2 separate regions of the Homo sapiens genome follow, and region 2 is linked to region 1. Evidence: chromatin loops called from intact Hi-C (ENCODE). Cell type or tissue: ovary. All regions are shown on one strand. Each heading gives the region's core, and the rest is flanking DNA. Links, peaks and the distances in the headings are about the cores only.

Region 1 (10,674 bases), core at 1,735-9,734:
GGCGTGTGTGGCTGTGGGGTTCTGTGCACATGTGTGAGTCATGATAGCTGTGTGCTGTGAGGGTATGTTTACTTGTTTGGGTGCATAGGCTGGGGGTGTGTGTGTGGTTGAGATATATCTGGTTATGGGTTGGAGTCTGTGTTTGTGTGTATTTGTGTACCAGTTTGGGACATGTCTAGCTGTGGGATGAGGTGTGTGTGCACTTGCCTATCACCTGGGTCTGGGGTGTCTCAGGCAGGCACACCCACTGGTGCAGAAGGCCATTTCCTCCTGTGAACCGTGGGGTGAGCCTGGGGAAGAGCATTCCTCCACTGTCACTCCAGGCAGGTCTCAAGTGGGAGAATGGAAGGCGCAGCAAAATGGGGGTTGTGTTCTGTCACCGCCCACACAGGAAGCTTGCCCTGGGCCTCAGACGTATAGTGTCCTGGTTGAACCTGGGCTCAAATTCTGGCTCTGTGTGACCTTAGGCAAGTTTCATAACTTCTCTGTGCCTCAGTTTCCTCATTTTCTTTAAAACAAAAATGCTAATGTTATCTGCCTCACACATAGAGGATTAAGTATGTTAATGTGGAATAGTCCTGGCACCGAATAACTACTGTACAAGTATCAGTTCTCAGCAGCAGCAGCAGTAGCACTTTCTGAAGGCCTGGGACCTAGTCCTGCCTCCATTGCCACTTTTCTCCCTATGTGACCTTGGGCAAATTCCTTCTCTATGCTGGGCCTCAGTTACCCCCATAAAGGCAAGAGCTGGAACAAATAACCTCTCAGGTCCCCCGCCACAATCTCTGGGGCTCAGCTTCTGTGCTGCTTCCTAAGCAATGCAGGGCCACACCCAGGCTGCCTCCCCCAGGGAAAGCCAACCCCCAGTTTCTCTGTCTTCCACTCTCACGCCAGGAAAAGGATGGATGGAGAAATTTAATTTATATTGGTGTGCTTATGATAATGGCCACTTAGTGTCATGGTTGAAAATGCCAGCTCTGAAGCCAGACAGCTGGAGTTGAGAGTCTGGCTTCTCTCCTCTGTGACCTTGGGTAGATTTCTTAGCCTCTCTGTGCCCATTACTTCTTCTGTACATTTGGGATAATATTCATACCCATTTTGTGATGGTTTATTATGTGTCAACTTGGCTGGGCCACAGTGCCCAGATATTTGGTCAAGCATTATTCTAGATGTTTCTGCAAAGGTGTTTTCTAGGTGAGATTCATATTTAAATAAATCAGTGGATTTTGAGTAAAGCAGATTACTCTCCATAATGCAGGCTAGCCTCATCCAATTGGTTGAAGGCCTCTTAATGGAACAAAGACTGACACACACACACCCTCCCTCAGCAAGGAGGAGTTCTGCCAGCAGCTGCCTTTGGACTCAGCTGCAGCTCTTCCCTTAGTCTCTGCCGGCCTCCCCCATCACATTTTGGACTCTCAAACCTCCACAATCACATAAGCCAGTTCCTAAAATAAATCTCCCTCTGTCTTCAAGCTCTCTATGCACCTCCCATTGGTTCTGTTTCTCTGGAGAACACTGACTAATACACACCTCATATGGTTATAACGAAGATTAGATAAACTAATATATGTAAGCATGTTTAGAACACTGCCTGCCACCTAGAAAGCTCCCCTGGAAGTGCTAGATGCTGTTATCGAATGAGCATCTACTATGTGCGAGGACATTTTCACGTTTCCTCATTTGCTGATCAGAGCCACAGTACATGATGGGTGGTGGGATTCCCATTTTGCAAATGAGAAGCTGAGGCTCCGATGGGGTGACTGCCCACACACAGTCCTTGGCAAACTGAGGATTGGAGTCCATGTTTAGGGCTCTGTTCTGCTCTATAATGAACCTCACGAAGCTTCCCAGGGTCACTCCAGCCAGGGACATTTGCGCAGAGGAAATGGATGCCATTCTGGGGTTCACTGTAAATCTCTTACTGAGCATAGAGCTTAGACTTGAGGCAAGGCTTAGGGATGGTGGAGTCAACAGAAGAAGAAAGTTCTCAGGAACTTTCTGGAGGAAGCAAGGCTGGTGACCTTGAAAACTGAAGGACAGTTTGGCCTCAAATTTATCTGCATCTTTCTTCCCTCTATTGAACCTGCTCCTTCCAGCATCTTCCCCATCTCAGGAACTGGCACCATCCACCCCATTGCTCAAGCCCAACATCTAGAAGTCACTCGTTTTTTGTTTTTTGTTTCTTTGAGACAGATTCTCCCCTGTTGCCCAGGCTGGAGTGCAGTGGCATGACCTTAGCTCACTGCAACCTCCGCCTCCTGGGTTCAAGTGGTTCTCTTGCCTCAGCCTCCCGAGTAGCTGGGATTACAGGCACCTGCCACCACACCTGGCTAATTTTTGCAGTTTTAGTAGAGACAAGGTTTCACCATTTTGGCCAGGCTGGTCTCGAACTCCTGACCTTAAGTGATCCACCCATCTCAGCCTCCCAAAGTGCTGGGATGACAGGCGTGAGCTACTGTGCCTGGCTGAGAAGTCATTCTTGACTCTTGTCTTTTACCTGCCAACTCGAGCTGCAGAACCAACTGTCTCCCCACCTCCACCATCACATGCCTTAGAAACCCCTTCATCTCTCCAGGAAGACCCCACCTTCCTACCTGGTCTCACTGCTTCTCTATTAGACCTCTATCTGACATTCTCCACACCACAGCTAGAGTGAGCTCTTAAAAAATATTGATCAGCTGGGTGCAGTGGCTCACTCCTGTAATCCCAACACTTTGGGAGGCCAAGGCAAGAAGATCACTTGAGCCTAGGAGTTCGAGACCAGCCTGGGCAACAAAGCAAGATCCTCTCTCTACCAAAAAAATAAAAATAATAAATTAGCCGGATGTAGTGGTGCAGGCCTGTAGTCCCAGCTACTCAAGTGGCTAAGGTGGGAGGATCACTTGAACCCAGAAGTTTGAGGTTGCAGTGAGGCATAATTGTGCCACTGCACTACAGCCTGGGCAACAGAGAGAGACCCTATCTCTAAATAAATAAATAGGAAGGAAGGAGGGAGGGAGGGAAGAAGGGAAAGAAAGAAAGAAAATAACATACTTTCCTGCTTAAATTCCCCCAGGGACTCCATCCCACCCAGAACTAATTCCCTACCCTGGCTCACAGAGCTTGTGTGACTTGGCCCCTGGCTGCCTTCCTGACCTGGGCTTTACCCCTCTTGTCCCCGCCCATCACACTGCTCAGCCACACCAGTCACCTTCTGCTCCTTAAACGCATCAAACACATTCTTCTACGTGGCCTTTGTACTTGCTCTTCCCTCTTGCCTGTAATGTTCTTCCCTGATCTTTCACATGGCTGGCTCCTTAAGATTTCTGCTTAAAACTGTCACCTTCTTAGCGAAGCTGCCTGATCCTGCACTGTCCAGCCTCCCCCGCAGATTACTCCTCTTCTTCCCTCCTCATCGCTTCCCACACTCTAGTGATCCTGTGTGTTTGCTTGCTTCTTCTCTGTCTCCCACCACCTCAAGAGCAAAGACCTTGGCTGCAGGGCTTGCACCAGCCCCAGGGTCCACTGGTACTTTTTGAATGGGTGGGTGGATGGAAGAAAGCATGCATGAATGAGTGAACCTTGTGCAGGCTCAGGAAAGAAAGGTCATTGTGGCTTTAAATTGGGGATCATTGCCTGGAAAGAGGAGACATTTTTCTGGTTTGGGAGCAGAGAGCGGGAGGCTTTGGTAATCCAGAGAGAGCACATGCACAAAGGTAGAGGGATAGGACTAAGTGTGGCTTGTTGGGAGACTGACCTAACTGAGCATCAACTATGCCAAGCACTGCGCAAGGTGTCGAGGCTATAGGAACGTGCCTTTCTACCCTAGAGAAGTTTGCAGTCTGCTGTGGGTGATGAGCTATATAGAAGAATGTACTATTAGATGGAGGGAAGTGAGGGAGCAACATGGTTACCTGAGGAAGAGCAGTCCAGGCCAAGGGCACAGCAAGTGCAAAGGCCCTGGGGTGACGGTGTGTGCTGGCTGCTCATGATGCAGTAGGGAGGCCTGTGGCTGGGATGAAGAATAGTGGAGGGTAAAGTGGAAAGAGGTGAGAGCAGAGATGTAGCTGGCAGTGGGGAGGGAATAGGGTGAAGCAGCACCATGTAGGGCCTTGCAGGACATTCTAAGGATTTTGACTTTCATCGAGTGAGATGAAGATTCACTGAGGGGTTCTAAGTAGAGGCAGGGACATGATCTGGCTTCAATCATAGAATGATGGGGATTGACTAGGCAGGATGGGTTATGATGTGCAAGGTCGCAGGGGGCTGCTAGCCAGGTGAGATAGGATGTGGGCTCTGGCAGCAGTGGAGGGGGCAAGGCACTGCGGGTGTTGGACAGACTCTGATGATTGGATGTGGGCCTCAAGGGAGAGTTTGTGTGGGAGCTGGGAAACAACTGCATCAGGTTGCCTGGGGTCCCACTCTTAGGCCGACAACTTGCCAGTCATGTGACTTGGGCAAATCCCTTCGCCTCTGAGAACAGATTATCTCACCTGTTCTGTTGTATCAGCCAGGGTTCAACTAAAGGAACAGAACGAGTGGGAGGTATATATTAAGCGATGTAGTGTAAGGAACTAGCTTACACAATTGTGGGGGCTGGCTAGGTAAGTCTGAAATCCTATGGCAGGTCATGAAAGGGGGCAGGCTGGACCCCCAGGCCCAGGCTGGAGCTGCTGTCCGCAGATGAAATGTCTTCAGGGAAACCTTCACTCTGCTGAAGGCCTTTCAGCTACTGACTCAGGCCCACCCAGAGTGTTTTAGATAATTTCCCTTACTTAAAGTCATCCGGTCATGGTCTTTAATAACTATAAAAATACATTCCCAACCAGGCGCAGTGGCTCATGCCTGTAATCCCAGCACTTTGGGAGACCGAGGCAGGTGGATCACCTGAGGTCAGGAGTTTGAGACCAGCCTGGCCAACATGGCAAAACCCCGTCTCTACTAAAAATACAAAAAATTAGCTGGACGTGGTGGCGGGTGCTTGTAATCCCAGCTACTGAGGAGGCTGAGGCAGGGAGAATCTTGAACCCAGGAGGTGGAGGTTGCAGTGAGCCGAGATCATGCCATTGCACTCCAGCTTGGGCAACAGAGCGAGGCTCTGTCTCAAAAAAAAAAAAAAAAAAAATTCCCCAGCAACACCTAAATTAGTGTGTGATTGCATAACTGGGGACAGTAGCTTAGCCAGGTTGATGTGTACCACCTGACCATCATACCTGTCAAATGGGGTTGTTATAGTAGCAGCGACCTGGCTTGCCCCAAAGTGCACAGGGTTCAAGGAGGTGATGCCCTTTGAGGGGTTTTGTGCTGTGCCTGGCAGTAGGAAGGGCCTGTTGTTGTTAGCTGTTGTTGCTTCCCCAAGGTGGGCACTGCTCCAGGAGCCCCAGTGGGGCTGGAGCAGACTCCCCAGAGCAAGGGGTTCTCTTGAGACCTGCAAAGATCTCATGCCTCTCACCCAGTTCTCTAAAAAGCTGCATTTCGCCAGGGCACCTAGCCGGGAAGTTCTGAGATGCGCCACTAGGGGGCACAGGTGGCCACGGAGCCTCGGGATTGTCAGGGCCCTGGGGCTGTTGTCAGGAGAGCCTGAGGGTTCATCCAACCCAGGAGTCCTGTGGAAGCTCCAGCTCGTTTACATGCAGATGAGGTTGCTCAAGAGTGTTGTTACAAGCTTGTTCTCTTAGGCAAGTGTTGATGTTCCTCATGAAATCCTGTTTACTTTATTCTTCTCCTTGGAAAAGTGGTGAGCTCAGCCCCACTTCTATCTCAGTGATCATAAAACTGTATTATTAGCTGAGTTCATGAGATCAGCATTAATGTAGTTTCACTGCAGAGAAGCAGTGTTGCCTGGGGTTGACAGTTTAGGTTTTGGCAACAGGAAGACAGGGTTTGAACCCCAGCTCTGCCATTTGTTATTGCCGTTTTAATTATTGATAGATTAAGAAAGAAGGGGAGAAGTTGGTCTTTGAGTTGAGACATTTATTTCCATTCTGTGAGACCCAGGAGGGGACGACAGGGCGTAGACTCAGCCATTGCTGAGTATTCCGTTGAGTTAAAAACGTGGACTCTGGAGCCAGAATGCTTAGTTTCATGTCCCGGCTCTGCCTGCTGTGTGATCTTGGGCAAGTCCTTCTCTATGGCTCATTTCTTCACCTGTAAAATAGGGATAATCAGGTTTTTTTCATGGGGTTGAGGATTGAGTGAAAGTTCCTGAAGTGATAACTCCAGCACCGTGCCTGGCCTAGAGGAAGCACTAAGGGTGAAGCAGCTTTTACTATGAATAGGAGGCAGCACCGGAGGGGTTCGTCTCAAACAGGAGAGAGCGCTGGTTTCAGCTTTTGCCCTTTCTCCGGAGTGACTCCTCAATCAGACAGGGGGAAGGTGGGGTGTCCACTATCTCATCATTGCCAGGAGCCTCCCTGCAACAACCAGGGTAGGTGGTCTTGTCCCATTTTATAGACCAGGAAAGGGAAGTTAAGGAACTTGCCCCAGGTCAGCCAGACACAGGATTCTCTTTTTTTTTTTTTTTTTTTTTTTTTGAGACAGAGTTTTGCTGTTTGCCTGGGCTGGAGTGCAGTGGCACAATCTCAGCTCACTGCAACCTCCACCTCCTGGGTTCAAGTGATTCTCCTGCCTCAGCCTCCCAAGTAGATGGAATTATAGGCGTCCGCCACCATGCCCAGCTAATTTTTTGTATTTTTAGTAGAGATGGGATTTCACCATGTTGGCTAGGCTGGTCTTGAACTCCTGACCCCAGGTGATCCACCCACCTTGGCCTCCCAAAGTGCTGGGATTACAGGTGTGAACCACCATGACTGGCCTTTTTTTTGTTTTTGTTTTTGTTTTTGCTTTTTTGAGACAGGGCCCCAGGCTCTGTCGTTCAGACTGGAGTGTGGTGGCACAACCACAGCTCACTGCAGACTTGACCTCCTGGCTTCAAGCAATCCTCTCACCTCAGCCTTCTGAGTAGTTGGGACTACAGACATGCACCACCACGTCCAGTTAGTTTTTGTAGAGACAGGGTCTCGCTATGTTGCCCAGGGTGGTCTTGAACTCCTAGGATCAAGTGACTATCCTGCCTCGGCCTCCCAAAGTGCTGGGATTACAGGTGTGAACCGCAGCACACAGCCTAATTTTCCTTTTTATGAGTTTGGTTTTTAATAAAGTGAATTTGCTTAGAGCAAGACCCGCCCATAAGTTCTGGCCACTATTAAGGGTTAGTCTATGGCCGGGCGTGGTGGCTCGCTCCTGTAATCCTAGCACTTTGGAAGACCGAGGCAGTTGGATCTCCTGAGATCAGGAGTTCAAGACCGACATGATGAAACCTCGTCTCTACTAAAAATACGAAAAATTAGCCGGATGTGGTGGCCCGCACCTGTAATCCCAGCTACTCGGGAGGCTGAGGCAGGAGAATCACTTGAACCCAGGGGGCGGAGTTTGCAGTGAGCCAAGATGGTGCCACTGCACTCCAGCCTGGGTGACAGAGTGAGATTCCGTCTCAAAAAAAAAAAGGGTTAGTCTACCTGAAAAAGTTCCTCTATTCTCCTCCTTTTATAGAGGAAGCTTTTAAGAGAGGGATGGCCACTTGCCCAGGGTATGGGGTGGGCAGAACCTGGTCTTCTGCTGGTCAGCACTCCCACCAAGCCCTGGAACCAGGTGGAAGTGTGAGGAGGGCTGTCAGGTGGAAGTGTGAGGAGGGCTGTCCTGAAGCACAGGAAGCCGGTCTGTGAGGTCTCTGGTACCTCCCTTCCCCGCAAGGTAAATACCTCAGCAGGGCACTAGCAGAGCTGGGCTCTCTGGCCCTCCCTGGGCCTGCCCTGCCCAACCAGCAGCAGAGGGAGATGGAGGGAGACGAGGCAGTGGCAGCAGGCCTCCTCCCTCCAGAGCGCAGGCTTTGTGAGGCTTTCACTTCTCTTAATAGTTTGTTGGCTCCTGGCCCCATGGAGTGCACAGCTCAACTGAGAAGGTGGGACCTTTTCAGGGATTCATTAATACTAGGCAGGATGGCTTGGGATCTGCAAGGTGGAAGGAGGGGTGGCTGGCCATTGTGGGAGAGGCTGGAGATGGCCCTGAAGGACAGAGGAGATTGTGATGGGCTGAAGGGTGTGGGTAGGGCACCCTGCAGGAGGGACAGCCAGGCATGAGTAAGGATGTGGAGCTGGAATGAGTTTTTGCTTTTTTGTTGTTGTTGTGGGTTTTTCTGGTGTTAATTTTTAACATGGGGTCTTACTTAATGGCCCAGGCTGGAGTGCAGTGGTGCGATCAGGGCTCACTGTGGCCTTAAATTCCTGGGCTCAAGCGATCTTCCCACCTCATCCTCCCAAGTAGGTGGAACCACTGGTGTGCCACCATGCCTGGCTTATTTATTTATGTAGGAGACAGTCTTGCTCTGTCACCCAGGCTAGAGTGCAGTAGCCCAATCTCGATTTACTGCAACCTCCGCTTCTCAGCTCTCGTGCCTCAGCCTCCCAAGTAGCTGGGACTACAGGCACCCGCCACCATGCCTGGCTAATTTTTTTGTATTTTAGTAGAGATGGGGTTTCTCTGTGTTGCCCAGGGTCGTCTTGAACTCCTGAGCTCAGGCAGTCCACCCGCCTCAGCCTCCCAGAATGCTAGGATTACAGGTGTGAGCCACCATTTCTAGCCTTTATTTTTTATTACTGATTTGTTTATTTATTTGGTAGAAACAGGGTCTCGCTTTGTTGCCCAGGCTGGTGTTGAATTCCAGGCCTCAAGTGATCCTCCTGCCTCAGCCTCCTAAAGTGTTGGGATTACAGACGTGAGCCACCACACCTGGCCTGGCATGAGCTTGAAAAGTCTGAGGGAAGGAGAGGGGCCCATCATCCCGGCAGGAGCGAGGGTAGAGCAGGAGATGAGTCTGGAAAGGAAGTCATGGAGAGTGTATCATAAGCAAGACCTTTTAAAGCAATTTCCGAGGCGTTCTTGTCCTCCTGAGCTACCCATCCTCAGTGAGAAAGGCCCAGGCTACTTAGAGAATGTGGCAAAGATCTTCCTGCCACCCTCCAATGGCCCATTTCAAAAGTGAGCGTGTCTTTTGAAGGCGTCAGCTTCTGGCACATCTTACCCAGGCTCGTGGTTTGTTTTGTTTTTTTTTTTTTTGAGACGGAATCTGGCTCTGTTGCCCAGGCCGGAGTGCAATGGCACGATCTCGGCTCACTGCAACCTCTGCCTCCCAGGTTCAAGCAATTCTCCTGCCTCCGCCTCCTGAATAGCTGGGATTACAGATGCATGCCACCATGCCTGGCTAATTTTTTGTATTTTTAGTAGAGATGGGATTTCACCATGTTGGCCAAGCTGGTCTTGAACTCCTGACCTTGTGATCCACCCTCTTCGGCCTCTCAAAGTGCTGCGATTACAGGCATGAGCCACCGCAGCCAGCCTCTGGGCTGGTGTTTTTAAACAGTTTTTATTTGCATGGCTCTGGGTCCTCAGCCTGATTTTACCCTTGGAGTTCAAAGCCATCTAATTGGAAATGAAAGGAGCCTGATTGATTTGGCAACTCTGCGGCCAGCCCACGTGGCGGTGATGCGATGGAGAAAGTGAGTGCTGCTCACGTGTGTGTCTGCGCCACGCTCCCTGGCTCGAGGTGGCTGAGCCCCACTGCCCAATTGGCCTGGACACACAGAGCAAGGCGGAGCGGGGAGGGGGCAGGGGCGTGGCAAGCGCTCCCCGGATCCTGGAATCCCCAGAAGGAGGCAGCTAGTTGGAAGCCTCAATTCCCTCAGCCCTGCTTGCACAGCTGCCTCTGCCCCCTCACTCCTATCACCCAGTTTCTCCTGCTAGGAAAATAGGAAGTTGGTCCAAAAGGGAACTGCATGGGCAAAAGTGAACTGCAGAATCTTGAGTCTGCTCATTGAAATACAGATTCCCAGGGCCTGCCCAGACCTACTGAATCAGCGTGTCTGGAGTGACGCCCAGGTATCTGCATTTTTTCATTTTCTTAAGAGACAGGGTTTCACCATATTGCCCAGGCTGGTCTCAAACTCCCAAGCTCCTCAAGCAGTCCACCCACCTCGGCCTCCCAAAGTGCTGGATTATAGATATGAGCCACCGCATCTGGCCGATCTGCATTTTGTGTGTGTGCGCGCGCGCGCGCGGGCGCGTGTGTGTGTGTGATGGAGTCTCACTCTGTCACCCAGGCTGGAGTGTGGTAGTGCGATCTTGGCTCACTGCAACCTCTGCCTCTTGGGTTCAAGTGATTCTCCCGCCTCAGCCTCCTGAGTAGCTGGGACTACAGGTACCCTCCACAACACCTGGCTAATTTTTGTATTTTTAGTAGAGACAGGGTTACACCATGTTGGCCAGGCAGATCCTCCTGCCTTGGCCCCCCAGAGTGCTGGGATTATAGGCGTGAGCCACTGCACCCAGCCAATCTGCATTTTTGACAGGCTTCCCAGGGCTTCTGAAATCAAGCTAGGGTTGCGTCTTTGATGGGTCATCCATGTGGGTTGATGGCCATGTTCAGGGTAGACAGGCAGCAAGATGGCAGGGGGATTGGCATCCCCAAGATGAATGGTGCCTGGATGATGCCTGGATGGGACTGCTCCTTGAAGAACATTCAGTTGTCTCCTGAGATGGGAGGGTGGGCTACGGGGGCAGGAATGGAGGACAGGACTCCCAAGTCTCTTACCCCTGAAACACAGCCCAGCATTTGGAGTCTTGGAGAATGGCTATCTG
Region 2 (10,674 bases), core at 1,362-9,361, 270 kb after region 1:
GGCCAACATGGCGAAACCCTGTCTTCTCTAAAAATACAAAAATTAGCCAGACATGGTGGCAGATGCCTGTAATCCTAGCTACTCCGGAGGCTGAGGAAGGAGAATCGCTTGAACCTGGGGGGTGGAAGTTGCAGTGGCCAAGATCGCACCACCACACTCCATCCCAGGCGACAGAGTGCAACTTGGTCTCAATAATAATAATAATAATAATAATAATAATAATAATAATAATAAAATTGTGCACTTTATGCAGGTCATACTTCCATTAAAAAAAAAGTTAACCCAATTTTTTTTTTCTTTTTTTTTTTTTTTTTTTGAGACGGAGTCTCACTCTGTCACCCAGGCCGGACTGCGGGCTGCAGTGACGCAATCTCGGCTCACTGCAAGCTCCGCTTCCCGGGTTCACGCCATTCTCCTGCCTCAGCCTCCCGAGTAGCTGGGACTACAGGCGCCCGCCACCGCGCCCGGCTAATTTTTTTTTGTATTTTTAGTAGAGACGGGGTTTCACCTTGTTAGCCAGGATGGTCTCGATCTCCTGACCTCATGATCCACCCGCCTCGGCCTCCCAAAGTGCTGGGATTACAGGCGTGAGCCACCGCGCCCGGCCCCAAATTTTTTTTTCTTATGTTCTGGGAAGCCCAACAACTCACCTAACAACAGGTGTAATTTACAACACATACTCCCACCCCTGGCCCACCTCCCCTGCCCCACAGGTGCCCCACCTCGGTTGCTCATAAGGCTGCGCACGCCCTGCAGCTCCTCCAGGCACTGATTCAGGAGGAGGAGGCTGGTGATAGCCAAGTCCCCCAGACCACAGTCCGACAGCCGCAGTGACAGCAGCATCCGCTGCTTCTCCTCATCCACATTGGTCACCTTTGCCGCTACTGTCTGGCCCTCAACAAAGTGGTCACTTGTGGAGGTCACAAATTTGTCACTCATGATCTGAACAGAAGAACAGGCAGGAGATGAGAAGAGGAAAGGTCTTCATTAAGACAACCCACTTGATGTTCCTGGAAAGGGGTACGTGAGTAGGGGGAAATGGGGCCTAGGAAGCTCCCCCAAGCCCTCTCTGAACACAGCTCTACTTCCCTTCCATAAAAACAGAGCCTCCGGATTGGCTGGGAGCAGTGGCTCACGCCTGTAATCCCAGCACTTCGGGAGGCCGAGGCGGGCAGATCATGGGGTCAGGAGTTCCAGACCAGCCTGACCAACATGGTGAAACCCTGACTCTACTAAAAATACAAAAATTAGCCAGGAGTGGTGGCATGCACCTGCAATTCCAGCTACTCGGGAGGCTGGGGCAGGAGAATCACTTGAATCCGGGAGGCAGAGGTTGCTGTAAGCCGAGATTGCGCCACTGCACTCCAGCCTGGGCGACAGAGTGAGACTCCATCTCAAAAAAAAAAAACAAAAACAAAAACAAACAACAACAACAAAAAAAACAGAGCCTCCAGGAGAGGGCACCCAGTCAAGAAGGCACATTCACAGCAAGCCAGGCAGACACCAGGGCTGTCCTCACCCCTAACAACCCACGGGAACCCTCTGCCCCTCACTGGGCTTGTTTCTGGGGCCCTCCCCTCTGCTCCCATTTTTAAAATGTTTCTGGCAGGGGATGCAAATGAGATTTTCCCAGGCAAAACACCAGGGAGACAGGCCTACAGAGGGGAAGAAATACTGATGAATGATCTGCAGCAGCAATCAGCTGCACGCCATTTGCTCGCTGTCTTCCATGACTTTGGTGAGTCCCATCCCCTCAATAGGCCTCGGCTGACGTGCCAGGCACACCAGGAGGCTCTGCTAGGGGACTGCTGGGATTGTTCCCATCTGAAAGTGCAGGACTCAATGACATGGGGGTGGGGGAGGTAATAATTTCAAAGACATTCTGGTCCCTTAACACCTCAAAAACCTCAGAAGTCTGCAAAACCTGTACTCAGTAGCTCAGGATGATCAATTTCCCTGTCTAAGTGTGCTGAGAGAATAAAAACAAGTGCAGTCATCTTCACACTGGAGACTAAGGCCTTCAATGTGTAGTGTGGAGTGGGAAAGGTGTCCCTTCCTCCAGATGGTCACACAGCTGGGCGAGAGGAACATGGGCCAAAAGCTCAGCTGCACTCACCCCTCCCAGGTGCCTTTATGTCACACACACCTTAAGAGGTACCCCTGAAAATCTTTCAAAAGAGTAAAGTATCCTTGGCCAGGTGCGGTGGCTCACACCTGTAATCGCAGCACTTTGGGAGGCCGAGGCAGGTGGATCACTTAAGGTCAGGAGTTCAAGACCAGCCTGGCCAACATGGTAAAACTCTGTCTCTACTACTCAAAAAAAAAAAAAAAAAAAAGCCTGGCATGTTGGTGGGCACCTGTAATCCCAGCTACTTGGAAGGCAGAAGCAGGAAAATCGCTTGAGCCCAGGAGGCGGAGGTTACAGCGAGCAGAGATCACACCACTGCAAGCCAGCCTGGGCGACAGAACAAGACTGTCTCAAAAAAAAAAGGAATAAAGTATCCTACTCCTCCCTACCCGCCCTCAGGTTCTGTGACCTTGTATCTCTCCTCAAAGCCCTTGTACATGGAGTTGAACTTACAGCTTTTGGGGCCAGTCCGCTAAGACCTGAGGGGAACTGGATGAACACGCCATAGTCCTTGATGCTCTTCACAAAACCAATGAGCAGCATTCCAGGATGGATTTCTGAGAAGTTCTTGGGATCCTGGCCACCTTCTACTGTGGAGACCAAGGCTGGCTTCCTGCAAAGAAGCTAGTGGTACTTCATCAAGGAATGTTCCAGAAAGGGCAGATGAAATGTCCATCTCTCCCATCTCCTTTCTCCACAGAGAAGGACAGAACTGCAGGCTGATCTCTGCTGCTACAGCGATTCTCTAAGTGTGCAGACCAGCAGCATCAACATCGCCTGAAACTTAGGAGAAATGCAAGTTCTCAAGCACCACCTAGACCTACTGAATTAGAAACTTTGGTGTGGCCCAGCCATCTGCATGGCCCAACTGCACACTACAGCTGAGAATCACGGTTTTATTCCATTCCCGATTCACTAATCTGCAGATTACTAGAGGACACCAAAAAGGGATGGCTCATCCCCCTGGTCTGGCAGCTGGATCAGCCATCACACAATCCTCTACTACTCCCTCTTTACACTGATGAACTCATTTTCCCTCCTCTGCCCATTTTTACTCCCAGGAGAATGAACTTTACATTCTGTGAGAAGCTCCTTCAAAGCACCCATGCAAAGACCAAAGGGAATATTCCTGAGCCTATAGCCCCGCGGGGAGAAGGCATAGGGGAAAAAAAAAAAGAGGAAAGGGGGACAGAAGCCACCTTATTATTGGTTCTAACCCAAGGGGCAGGCACTGAAAGCCCCAAGAAAACTAGATGTGCTCCCAAGCACCCCACTGGGCCTCCTTCTCCAGCCTCCGAGAGTCCCCCTCTCTGCAACCTTTCAGGCTACTCCGCCCTGACCACCAGCATCTGCTGGCAGCACTTACTCAGGCCTGCTCTTACTTTCCATAGCACAGGCTTCATCACTGGTTTGGTTTTGTGGAGATATTTCTGAGGTCAAATAGCTGTCTAATTTCCCCAGAATTTCCCATCCAAGCACCCATGGCCCCCCACCTTCCTCTGCTCCACAGATACCAGTCAAGGATACAACACGCCCCTCGCTCTGGCTCAGACACAGGACTCGGTGAAGGATGTCACCTGCCTGGAGCCAATGATGTAACAATGGGCCGTTGGCAACGTGGTCCGACAGATGAGATGTGGGGAGGAAAGCACGGATGTTGTGGGGCAGGACAGCCACCTCCAGCCCATCTTTGGTCTTCTCTAAAACCTTCACATCTACCAACTACCCAGGGAAGAGAAAGACAAAAATAGCACTTGTCATGAACAGAGAACAACCTGGTCTGGATTAGGCAGGGCTTGGAGGCATTAAACTCCGGCACCAAGGATCTCTAAGAGGCAGCTTTCTTCCAAACCCCACCCACCACCCCAACCACCCAGCATGCATGTACGTGCACATTCACCAGGACTCATGGGTGGACCCATCGCACTCCTCTCTCAAGTCCCTCCACGGAGCCCCAGGAAAGCCAGAACTGCAGGCTGGCCCTAGGGACCCGAGAGGAAAGAGGTCAGCAGCCCACTGCTGAAAAGCCTCACTGTAACAGGACTTTCAGGGACAGCTTCCATTTGTTCTGACACACAGGAAGGAATGCGTATGAACCCCTCTAGCCCCAAAATCTTATCTAGCTACCTCTATCTTTCCGCTTCGTGGGTTCCAATATGCCATGTGTTAGTGGTTCCCTGCTCTCTGCCACTGTAACATAAAATAGCTTGTCCAGAGAAGTCCACGTACCTGCCCAATGTTAATGGCTTTTCCTTTCTTCTGACTGTGTCCTGCAGGCTCTTTCTTTGGCTCTGGATCACTCGACAGCTTGAAGGATAAGAGCATCCTCTCTTTGGATGGCTCACAGTTCAATACGACAACCTTCACCACCTGGCAAGAAACCACACAGGCTTGGCCAACTCCTCCCAGCAAGCCTTGCAGGCCCTGCAACGTGCCCTCCACTACTGCTGCAGAGGACTTGGGAGATCTACCGAGCCTTTGGATCAGATCAGGAGGCAGTGAAAAGAAGAAATGCACTGAGAGCTACACAATCCCCCAGGGCAGCCTTTGGGATAAATGGAAGACATAAGTAACTTTTTTTGTACAATCCAAGTCTTAAAAATTATTTTTCTTTTTGAGGTGATGGAGATGCTAATTACCCTGGTTTGATCGTTACACATTGTAAGCATGTATTGAAATATCACATGGTGGCCAGGCTTAGTGGCTCAGGCCTGTAATTCCAGCACTTTGAAAGGCCAAGGCAGGCTGATCACTTGAAGCCAGGGAGTTCGAGACCAGCCTGGCCAACATGGCAAAATCCCATCTCTACTAAAAATACAAAAATTAGCCGGGTATGCCGGCACATGCCTGTAGTCCCAGCTACTTGGGTGGCTGAAGCACGAGAATCACTTGAGCCTGGGAGGTGGAGGTTGCAGTGAGCTGAGATCACGCCATTGCACTCCAGCCTGGGTGACAGAGGAAACTCTGTCTCAAAAAAAAAAAGGAAAAGAAAAAAGAAATATCATATTGTACCCCATAAATATGTACAATTATTATCTATCTGTTTAAAGTCGTTTAAAGGAATAAAAAAATGCTTTTCCTAGTGATACCAAGACTTACTAGTTTTACAGCACTGCCCCCATGTGGTGACAGTGACCTCAAAACAATTTCCGATATGAGAGGCACAGGTTTATTACAAGTAAAGACTGACCTCTTCCATGCGTGCCTGAGATCCATCAGCTTGCCAGCTTCTGCTGAACCCCGCTGAGGCTTTCTCTCTGTTCTGTTCCCCGTCTCCTCCATTTAGCCGGCTCACACCCACTGCCCCATGTGCTCTCTTCCTCAGCCTCCTAAAGGCAGCCCCACTACTTACTGCTCCTTCATATTTGTGTTTGTGGGGTCACCAAGGGTAAAGGGGACCTGTCTAGGGGAAGGGTTACCTGGCCAGTGTAAAAAACTCTCTCCGGGTCAGGGATATACTCAGTACTGAGCTCATGCTTGGGCACCAGTCCCTGCACATTGTTGTAGAACTTCACAATGCAGCCATAGTCCTTGACCCTGATGATGAAGCCATGTGTCTGCAGACCAGGCTTGGCATCGGCATAGCAGGTAATGACAGGTAGTTTGGACTCAATCAGGGTTTTTTTCAGGGTCATCATCAGCTTCTTGGCTTCAGGGTCACAAAGCAAAACCTAGGGGAGGGACACAGGCTGTCATCAAGTTATCTGTTATCATGAGAGCCACTGAGCTGGTCTCTGCAACCTCTTAAACCCAAAAGCCACGGGGCCATTCCCCAAGAACCTGCTATAGCTTTTCCTCTAATCATCTCAGTGGCAGATTCTTCCTGCTGTATGACAATCTGGAGCATACAAATCACTATTTCAAATGTAATTCCTCCCATAAATTGCTGCAAACTACCCTCTCCTGACCATGAAGCAACATTAATTATCTTACATCACCTCTATGGAGTCTTGGTTACACTAACTTCTACACCATCTTGGCTCCTTCCTAGTGGGCTTTGCATCTAGTCTAACAGAACCAATGATGAACCAATTTACCACCTTAGTACTGCCGTTTATTAGCTATGAAATAAGATGGAGATGCAACTGTCTTTCACCCCTTCAGAAGGTCATCTCCTTAAAGACAGAAAAAGTATTTTTAACCCTTGATCCCACTACTGTAAAATTTTGCACCAATGGGCAATCATTACCTCTGCTGAGTCAATAACGATGAGATAAACTGAATACCGGAAAATCTAACATGCTGAGTGCCTGCCCGTGGAGCACTCTTGTGTGCATCATCATGTTGGATCTTCACAACCCTATGAAGCTTTCCTTCGGATTCGAGCCTTTGTCATAAATCACCCATGTTTTGGCAGCTTTGCCAGGGCTATTTCTGTGCCTAGAACACAACCTTTGCTCTCCCCAACCTTCCAAATCCTACCTATCCTTTCAAGTTCCACCTCTGCCAGAAATCTAGAAAACATTATTGTCATACAGAGCTGAATTGTTCTGCCATGTATTAGCTGTGTGACTCTGGGCAAGACGGTTGGCTTTCCGAAGCTTTAATTTCCCCACCCGCAAAATGAAGATAATAGTGCTTAATTGTTAGGGTTGTTTCAAGGATTAAATGAAATAATGCTTGTCACATGCCTAGCATAGAAACTGGCACGGAATACCTGTTCGTGGCAGTCCTGTTCGTGGCAGTCGCTACTGATAACGTCAACAATTCTGGCTGCTCCAGCCCACCCTCACCTCCCCTTTCTCAGGTGTGACCACAGCACACAACCTGCACCAAGCCACATGGCAAAAGATCACAGGCTGGCTTGCTCTCTCATCACGTATGAATATTTTAACTCCCAATTATACTACACAAAACGGGGACTCACTTTTCTCTTCCCAATGCCAGGTACAGCACAAGACACACTACAGACATTACACACTCACTTTGTGGAAAAAGGCAGAAACTTCAGTTGAGAACTGCTTTCTTCCCATCTAGCCAAAACCCCAAGAGACCCTTCAGGAGGCTCACCCGGCACTTGACCTCATCCCCGATGTGGTACTTCTTCTCCGGATTCTTCATCAGGATGTCAGCCAGGTGCATGGGAGGTACCAGGCCCCTCATCTGCTCGCCCACCTTCACCAGCATCCCATATGACTTTATGGTTAGCACTGTGCCCTAGAGAATCCAAAGATAAGCTGCCACAATGTCTCAAGAATGGCCTTTCCCCCACCTCTTACAACAAGGCATGTCATACCTCCCCTTCACAGCCAACTTCCTGGGCTAACTGTGCCTGTTATTCCAGATGGCACATGGGTGAAGCACACACCCCACACTGAGCTGGATTATTCTGTCAGCTTTATTTATGGGAGCCTTCACATCTTTCTGTGTGAGCATGTGCTTTCTGTGTGCCTTAAAATACATTCCCCAAAGGAAGGGACTATGTCAAGGTCTCCTAAGGAATAAACTCTACATATAAAGGGAGCTGCTCGATTAGAGCCAAATGGTCGGACAGGACAGGTACCTGGAACTGGCTTCTCACTAATATCCCAGGTAGATCAATAATCACAGGACTAACTTTTGATCAGGTCTACTAACCACCATCAAATCCCAAATCTCAGGATTTATGATCTACTGCCTTTGTGTAGCTGGGTGGTGCTAGTAAGATCTTACCTTGAAATTAACTATGAGTTACCCAAAGAAAGAGAAAGAAATTCTAGTCAGCAGGCAGAAGCAAGGAACATGACATTCAATGTGTTAACATGAGGACTAACGGGCTGACAGTCACCTGTGCGTGAACTAAAGAACGCCTGATGGTGAGGCAGTACCTAATTATATGCTTGAGGTCTTACCTTTACCACTGCCCCAGGTTCGATGTCATGATATCTAAGGTACTGAGCTTCAATAATAGACCTAGGACAAGGAGAAAACACAGAATTAAATAAACTAGGGCAGAGGTTGCCTAAAATTCAGGGCTACCACAGGCATGCTGGCAAGAAAGAAAACCCTTCCCAAGCACAGCCAGGAGAAATGGAATATGAACATGTACAGGTGCACATCTCTACACCCCTACCTGTTAATGACAGACTTACGTTCGTAGAGAGAGCAAGGCCAGTTCATCCATTTGGCTGTAGTCAATAATTCTACACTTGTGAGTGTTCCCTGGCTTGAAGGCCTCAGGATTGAAGACGTTCTTAGAATCAGAGAGATGGCTGAGCTGCAAAGTACCAAGTGATTGAGGATAAGCCAGGGACAACAGGTCTGAGCCAATGAGACCTTACAGCCCATAGAGAGGACTCAACACTTATCATGTACCATAAAAACAGTACTTTGATTGCCTGGTTAAGTAATTCTTCACACTAAAAAACTGCTCTTTATCATCACAGAATTTCAGCAAGGTCAGGGAAAGTCCAGAACACAGGTCAGTCAACTGTGCCTAGTGCCTGTTTTTGTAAATAGAAGTTGTATTGGAATACAGCCATCTGTTCATTTACGTACTGTCTATGGCTGCTTTCATGCCATAACAGCAGCGTTGAACAATTAGGACAGAGACCACAGGGCCCACAGCCTAAAGTATTTATGACATAGCCCTTTAAGAAAAACTCTGCTGGGCCCTGGTCTGGATCCTAACTCATCCTTATACTTAACTATTAACCAAGTATCAGATATGGCAAGCTGGTTCTAAGGCATCCTAATACAGTCAATAGACATTGTTCTAATCACTATGAACAGGAATTAGAACTACAATATCCAAAAATTTTAAACTAGCATCAAGGAATGAAAGAAGCAGAAATGGCCCCCTGTGCTCCAGAAGTCCTTCCAGTGATAAGATCCCTGACCAAACAAAGAGGCCTCCTTACCCGGGCATAGGCCAGAACCCCATCCTTCAGCCTAAAGGTGGCCCCAGCCTTTTTGAAAAAACCCTGGACAGGAACATCATCCAGCACTGCTCCAAGGTTCTGGCAAGAGAGTCGGGTGAGTGGGCGTCCAGGCTGTAGGAAGATGGGGCGCAGGCTCAGGTGCACAACTCTGGTTCGAGGATGGACGCAAAGGATGCAGGCCCTCACCTAGACAAAAGGAAGGGCAGGGTGAGCAGGAGGAGGCACACAGGAGCACCCTAGAGCAGACCTTCCAGGCATCAAGCCTTTCCACATGCTAACCAGGTATGTGAGTACTCACATCCTTAGTATGTAAGTACTCAAACTGGCTTCCACACTCAAGCAGAATGCAGAAAAATCAAAATGTCCCATAGGGACTATGTATGACTAAATCAAAGCTTACTCAAGCCAGGTATGGGTGGCTCACACTGGTAATCCCAGCACTTTGGGACACCAAGGCAGGTGGATCACTTGAGCTCAGGAGTTAGAGACCAGCCTGCGCACATAGTGAAACCCTGTCTCAACAAAAAATACAAAAATAGGCTGGGGATCATGGCTCACGCCTGTAATCCCAGCACTTTGGGAGTCTGAGGTGGGCAGATCACTTGAGATCAGGAGTCTGAGACAGCCCAGCCAACATGGCGAAACCTCATCTCTAGTTTTAATAAAAAAAAGTTAGGCTGGAAGCAGTGGCTGATGCCTATAATCCCAGCTCTTTGGGAGGCCGAAGCAGGCAGCAGGCAGATCACGAGGTCAGGAGATCAAGGCCATCCTGGCTAACACAGTGAAACCCCGTCTCTACTAAAAATACAAAAAATTAGCTGGGTGTGGTGGCACACACCTGTAATCCCAGCTACTCAGGAGGCTCAAGCAGGAGAATCGCTTGAACCCAAGAGGCGGAGACTGCAGTGAGCCAAGATCACGCCACTGCACTCCAGCCTGGGCGACAGAGCAAGACTCCGTCTCAAAAAAAAAAATTAGCCGGGCATGGTGGTACGTACCTGTAATTCCAGCTACTCAGGAGGCTGAGGCACAAGAATCACTTAAAATGGGGAGGCAGAGGTTGCAGTGAGCCAACACTGTGCCACTGCACTCCAGCCTGGGTGACAAAGTAAGACTCAGTCTCAAGAAAAAAAAAAAAAGTTAGCCAAGCATGGTGGCATGCACCACTTTGGGAGGCTGAGGCAGGAGAATCACCTGAGTGAGCCCAGGAGGTCAAGGCTGCAGTGAGTGATGATCGTGCCACTGCACTCCAGCCTGGGTGACAGAGTGAGACCCTGTCTCAAAAAATAATAATAAAATAAATAAATAAAAATTAGCCAGAAAGTTTACTCAAGGCCAGAAAACTATATACTAGGTGTCCCCTCAACACCAAGGAGCTGATGTATCTGTAATACAACAGAAACCATGTACTGGTGTCACTGCATCCAAGGCTCCTCTGAAACTAACAGAAAAAGCCTGATCTCATCATAACATTAAAAGATGTAAAATGTCTCAACTCTATACACAAATGCTTATAGGGTGAAAAAAATTACTAAAAAGAGGTTTAGGAAAATATTAACAGTATTACCACTAGGTAGTAGAAAATCCTAGTTTCACTTTAAAAAAAAATTCTCAGCTAGTTGTAGTGGCTGAAGCCTATAATCCCAGCACTTTAGGAGGCTAATCCCAGCACTTTAGGAGGCCTAG

Evidence for each region. Peaks named below come from ENCODE experiments on the same cell type or tissue, not always from the same donor. Only the 100,000 strongest peaks of a DNase experiment are listed, where the experiment ranks them.
Region 2: it touches region 1 in a loop (3-fold over the local background); 18 of 110 quality-filtered maps call a loop at or near these places.

What each region holds. Positions count from the first base shown.
Region 1 is chr10:103,681,179-103,691,852 of GRCh38, reverse strand. The region is part of intron 6 of SH3PXD2A (SH3 and PX domains 2A); the gene reads left to right. Among named protein-coding and RNA genes, the nearest start is that of SH3PXD2A-AS1, 60 kb to the left of the region's middle. RefSeq lists enhancers at 5,183-5,232, 7,863-7,932, 9,092-9,872. In ovary, for the core only: a CTCF peak has its summit at 5,491 (motif pointing right); a DNase peak (open chromatin) is centred at 5,522; H3K27ac peaks cover 643 bases.
Region 2 is chr10:103,411,616-103,422,289 of GRCh38, reverse strand. It overlaps PDCD11 (programmed cell death 11), which reads right to left. Exons shown (of 36, transcript NM_014976.2): 9 at 8,968-9,174; 10 at 8,200-8,324; 11 at 7,960-8,020; 12 at 7,139-7,285; 13 at 5,548-5,799; 14 at 4,358-4,498; 15 at 3,656-3,850; 16 at 2,582-2,752; 17 at 723-942. Among named protein-coding and RNA genes, the nearest start is that of PDCD11, 20 kb to the right of the region's middle. In ovary, for the core only: a CTCF peak has its summit at 5,240 (motif pointing left); a DNase peak (open chromatin) is centred at 5,269.